Regions from separate parts of the Homo sapiens genome. Here region 2 is linked to region 1. A link is an interaction called in ENCODE POLR2A ChIA-PET data of the cell type or tissue named here. Cell type or tissue: GM12878. All regions are shown on one strand. Each heading gives the region's core, and the rest is flanking DNA. Links, peaks and the distances in the headings are about the cores only. Region 1 has its middle 110 kb from the start of LINC02399. Region 2 overlaps LOC107984543 (a long non-coding RNA gene).

Region 1 (2,925 bases), core at 312-2,811:
TTGACAGCATAAACACAGCATGTGCGAAGAGAAAGGTCTACATTGTTCTTTAGAGATATCAAGCACCTATGCAATGACTAGGCATTGCCTGTCAATTTCTTTTCTAAAATAAATTCCTGCAACTTTCATAAAACCTGAATTAAGAATCAGTGCTTTCCAAAACTTCATGAAATAATCTGCAGGTACCAACATGCTCACAGCTGCTAAGCAGAGAAGAACAAAGTTAACGTGTTGAAACTGGTTGCATTTTGGAATATTTTAACATCTGGGCCTTGAGTTGGATGTCACATCATCATACTGGTAAGCCTCAACTCCTCACACTCAGTACTCAGAAGAGGATGAGCATGAAAAAGAAATAGAGGCAATCAGAAGTTTGCAAGAGCAGGCCAGGCACCATCTGGACTATGTAGGAGGACTGGTGGGGGAAAAGGAACATGATGGCATATGCTAGGAAAGTACAGATTGTAAAGAAAGGGTAGCACCCTTGTTTTGCAGACTAGCTACTACATTTATGTTACAAAAGAGCCCTCTGATATTACTGGGAAAGAAAATGCTTGTTTCAGGTTAGCTACATTTCAATATTCTGTAACACTGAGGAGGGGCAGAATGTGCATCTATTATAGCCCAAAAGGTAAAAATAACTGTTCATGGGTGTAAATCTCTAACAACTGAGTAAGAATCTTAGGGGAGGATCCATGTCTAAAATGTCTCATGCACTCTCCACAGAAATGCAATGCTTGGCATGTGAGAGTGGCAGAGCACTGTGCTTGGGACTCAGAACATCTGAGTTTAATTATCATCTGTGTTTCTGTGAGAAAGTCAGCCCCTTAGCCCAACTCCTCATCTGCAAAAGAAAAGAGGGGCAGTGTCAAGGGATAATGCCAAGGCAGCCTGTTTTTCTAGTTATTTTTGTTGTTGTTGTTGTTGACATTTAATAAGTCAATATATGTGACTACAGGACGGAAACTGTAAAAAGGGTCCACAGCTGGAAGGTGAAGATATTACACCTGGAGTAGTAAGGTGACAAATACCTGTTGATAGACTGGTTTCTTGATAAGAATTTATTCATGCCTCCTCTACCTTTCCATTTACTTCCGAGTTTTTGAACCTCAGCACTGCTGACGTTTTAAACCAGATGATTCCTTGCTGGGGAGTAGGGTGGGGGCCACCAGTGCATTGTAGAATGTCCAGAAACTGAACATCCTACTACCTCTACACACTAGATGCCAGTAGCAGCCGCCCCACCCTACTCCCATGAATTGGGACAAGCAAAAATGTTCCCAGACATTGCCTGATGTCCCCATGAAGGTGGGTGCAGGTGCAAAATTGTCCTTCGGTTGAGAAGAACTGGTTTAACTTAGAGACCAAATCTCAGTAGTATATTCTGAAAAAGCCATATGAGTTTTGTTTTCTCTATCCCTGAATCACAAATGAGAGCCAATTTTATTTGTGATTATAAAATAAACTGTGATTTTATTTGTGATTATCCTGCAGAAGTCACTCCGCTGATCTGTTTACATGGATTAACTCATTTAATCCTACAAGAAGGAGGTTCAACTGATCCTCACTTTAAAAATGAAGAAATTGAAGCTTAAAGAGTTGAAGTGACTTTCCCAGGTTCAAAACTAGGATAGAGCACAGCTTTTGTCTGGATCCTCCTCTGTAGGATTCCAGAACCTTTGCTTTTAACCACTCCTGCTGTGCTTCCTTACATGACATAAGATGATCAAAATAGCCCCTCGGATGAACGTAAGACAACACTTGTTGAGATGAACTGGACTTTAGACCTCAGAAGGATAAAGCACACAGCTATTCAAGGGATGGAGCTACTTGATAAATATTATTTACATGAGCTGTGGAACCAGCCAAGGCATAAAAAGAAAATCAGTCATGTCTGAAAGAAGACAGGTGGCAATTCCTAACATATTAATACAAAATCATCATTTAATTCCATAGAAACCCAGTTTTGTGGGAATATTACATTTTCTTTGTAAAGATTTATATTTTTTGAATTCAGTGATATGAAAAGAGATAAAGCTGTCCAAAAGCAAACAGTAAAAAGTAAAATTGATGAGGATAAGTTGATACTATTTTCCATGAAGTATCTGTATGGGTATATTTTTGCCAAGTGCTTCACAAAAAGCTAATGCCAAATTACTTAGTGTCTAGGATCTAGGTTTTTTCAAAATACTAAAGCTGCTAATATTATTCCCAATTTCTGGACCAAAAATGTAGACAAGGAAAGGTTGAGTAATATGTGTCAAGTTACAGAAGTCAAGAGAGGGCAAAAGAAAACTTTAATTATGGAGTGATGTATAACTCAGATCACTCTACATGTACTGTCAATCATTAATGCCCACTGAAAGAGTAACCTGGGTAGCGAAGGTATTTAGTTTCTCAAGAGATCCATCGCTGGTGGATGATTCCTTCTCAGCTGACCATGGGCAAGATTGTAACTTGTAATTTACTACTAGGAAGTCTGGCTTCATTTCCCTCAGGCTTTTACTCTGCTCCCTCAAAACCAACCAAAATTCTTAACTTTTACTATTTGATACATATACTGTATTTACTTCCTTAAATAATACTATCGAACCTTAATAATGTGAGGAACATTTCTTTCTGTCAATGATAAGAACACAGCAGTGTTCCCATAGGGTCCAAAACATCTGGCACTTATCGAACCAGAGGCTCAGTTTGAGCATGTGCATTCAGGGCACAGTTATAGTTTTGCTCTCAGCTTCCACAGTCAGTACCACATCACCATTGTGCTCTGAGAGGCAGTCCTTGAGGAAGCACCTGGCTCTGGACCCCAGAAGGCATTCTACACAAGTTAATTTTATTGTGTTATGTTGCTGCATTTCACCTGATTGAGACCAAGCCTCAGATGATGTAGGCATTTGAATTCCAAAGAAAACGACTGCCTAA
Region 2 (2,925 bases), core at 174-2,673, 76 kb after region 1:
ATTCCCACCAACAGTGTATAAGTGTTCTCTTTTCTCTGCAGCCTCACTGGCATCTATTGTTTTTTGACTTTTTAATAATAGCCATTCTGACTAGTGTGAGATGATATCTCATTGTGGTTTTGGTTTACATTTCTTCTGATTAATGATGTGGAGCACTTTTTCATGTTTGTTGACCAATTGTGTGTCTTCTTTTGGGAAGCGTCCATTCTGTCTTTTGACCCCTTTTTAATGTGGTTATTTGTTTTTGGCTTACTGAGTTATTTAAATTTCTTATAGATACTAGATATTAGACCTTTGTTGGATGCAGAGTTTGCAAATATTTTCTCTCATTCTGTGAGTTGTCTGTTTACTCTGTTTATAGTTTTTATTTTGTTTTTGTTTTGCTGTACAGAAACTCTTTAGTTTAATTAGGTCTCATTTGTCCATTTTTGTTTATGCTGCAATTGCTTAATCATAAATTTTTTCCCAAGGTCAGTGGCCAGAATAGTGTTTCCTATGTTTTCTTCTAGGATTCTAATAGTTTGAGGTCTTACATTTAAAGCTTTAATCAACCTTGAATTAATTTTTGTATATGGTGAAAGGTAGGTATCCAGTTTTATTCCTTTGCATATTGCTAGCTAGCTATCCCAGCACCATTTATTGAATAGGAAGTCCTTTCCTCATTGCTTATTTTGGACAGTTTTGTCCAAGATCAGATGGTTGTAGGTGTGTGACTTTATTTATGGGTTCTCTAGAATGCTCTTATTCTTAAGGGATGCAGGTTAAACATACTTGGATGTGACAGAATTCCTGCAATTTACTTTTTAAAAAGTCACTAAAAAACTCCCGTGTGTGTTTGTGTGTATGTGTATGTGTGTGTTTGTAAGGACATAAATCAAATGTGGCACAATAATCAGTTAGTGAAATAGGTTAAAAGTATGCTGTGTTCATTGTACTGTACTATTCTAACATTTTTGTAAGTTTTTAAATGATCAGTGAAAGTTGGGTGGCAGGGAATATTGAGAAATTGTTGGCATTGAAGTCAGAGAACCTGGAAGTTGAATTCATGTTTTTATCTTGGGCAAGCCACTCCCGACTTCCGAGTATGAAAGGGATAACCTCACTGACCTATTCCTTAAGACTGCTGTGAGGATAACAATCTAGGCCCAGGGGTATTTGTAAACTAAAAATCACTGCAGGGTTCTCAATCTGGAGTCCAAGGACAGAAGACAGATTCCATGAACTTGGATGGGAATCTCACTACCCTCTAACTGCAATTTAACATTTCCTTCAATTACACACATTAGCATAAGTTAACATGTCATCTATTTGTTCATAGTAACAGCTCAATATTGTTAGCTGTTATGATTACAGTTAATTTTCTTAAGTTGCACAAGTGACAGTCATGAAAAACATGAGTCAGCAACAGAGCTCTTACAATCTTACATCCTCTTTTTTCTTCCACATCTAAAGGACACGCCTACTCTGAGCCAATACTATGTGAAAGATACTATACCGTTGACTCATATTTTCCATGGCCCTCACTTGTGCAACTTAAAAAACCAAATTGTAATAACAGAGTTTACTCAATGTGTTCAAAACTGAACTCCTGATCTTCCCCCTAAAAAAACTGCTCACTCAAAGCCTCTCCCATGATGTCATTCCAACAGTCCAGGTGCTCAAGTCAAAAACTTTAGAGTCATCCTTGACTTTTCTTTTTTCCACCCTACCTCTAATCCTTTAGGAAATTCTGTTGGCGCTACCTTTAAAATATGTAAAAATCTGACCATTTCCCACCACGAATACTGCTACTGCTCTAGTCCAAGCCACCACCATCTTTCACCCAAAGACTAATACAACAGCCTCCTAAGCAGGTACCCTGCTTCTTCACTTGAGTCTATTCTCTCTGTAAATAATTATCCTTTTAAAATATGTCACATCATCCGTTCTCCTTTTTAAAACTTTGCAATGGTTCCCATTTCTCTCAGAGTAGAAACCAAAGTCCTTCCAACGATCTCAAGAACCCATATGATCTGACTTCCCTTTACCACTGTAACCTCAACTCCTACCTATCTCTCTCTGCCCCCACCCTGTCCCAGCCACACTGGCCTCCTTGACATCCCTAGAACGTGCCAGGCATGCTCCTACCTAAGGATTTTTGCACTGGATGTTCTCACTGCTTTGGAACCCAGATATTTATGTAGCTAATTCCATCATCTCCATGTCTTTGATCAAAGAGTAAGAGGCCTACTCTGACAATTCTTTTTAAAACAGCAACTAACCTAGAGATGCCTAATCCCCCTACCTTTCCTCTAGCACTTATGACCTTCTAATGTATAAATAATATAATATGTAGTGTCTATTGCCCCGTGCTAGATTATGAGCTCCATAGAGGGCAAAGGTCTTTTTTTGTTTCCTCATGTTTTTTTAAATTATTTATTCATTTATCTATTTTGTTATTGTTTTGTTTTCAATTTTTATTGTGCTTAAATATACATAATATAAGATATACTATCTTAACTATTTTTAATGTACAGTTCAATGGTATTAAGAACAGTTATGGCTGGGTGCGGTGGCTCATGCCTGTAATCCTAGCACTTTGGGAGGCCGAGGTAGGAGGATCACTTGAGGTCAGGAGATTGAAACCAGCCTGCTAACATGGTGAAACCCCATCTCTACTAAAAATACAAAAAAAAAAAAAAAAAGAGCCAGGTGTGGTGGCAGGTGCCTGTAATCACAGCTACTCAGGAGGCTAGGGTACAAGAATCGCTTGAACCCAGGAGGCAGAGGTTGCAGTGAGCCGAGATCGAGATCACGCCACTGCACTCCAGCCTGGGCAACAGAGTGAGACTCCATCTCAAAAACAAAACAAACAAAAAAAAGCCAACAGTTATATTGTTGTGCAACCACCATCACCATCCATCTCCAGAACTCTTTATCTTATAA

What was found. ChIA-PET counts read pairs that join two places held together with the same protein. Peaks named below come from ENCODE experiments on the same cell type or tissue, not always from the same donor. Only the 100,000 strongest peaks of a DNase experiment are listed, where the experiment ranks them.
Region 2: POLR2A ChIA-PET joins it to region 1 with 12 read pairs; 3 of 35 experiments call an interaction of 5 or more read pairs at or near these places.

The regions. Positions count from the first base shown.
Region 1 is chr12:89,831,365-89,834,289 of GRCh38, reverse strand. No RefSeq gene overlaps it. Among named protein-coding and RNA genes, the nearest start is that of LINC02399, 110 kb to the left of the region's middle. In GM12878, for the core only: no CTCF peak of the experiment used is centred there; no DNase peak of the experiment used is centred there.
Region 2 is chr12:89,755,417-89,758,341 of GRCh38, reverse strand. The region is part of intron 2 of LOC107984543 (a long non-coding RNA gene); the gene reads right to left. Among named protein-coding and RNA genes, the nearest start is that of ATP2B1-AS1, 48 kb to the right of the region's middle. In GM12878, for the core only: no CTCF peak of the experiment used is centred there; a DNase peak (open chromatin) is centred at 1,491; H3K27ac peaks cover 1,802 bases.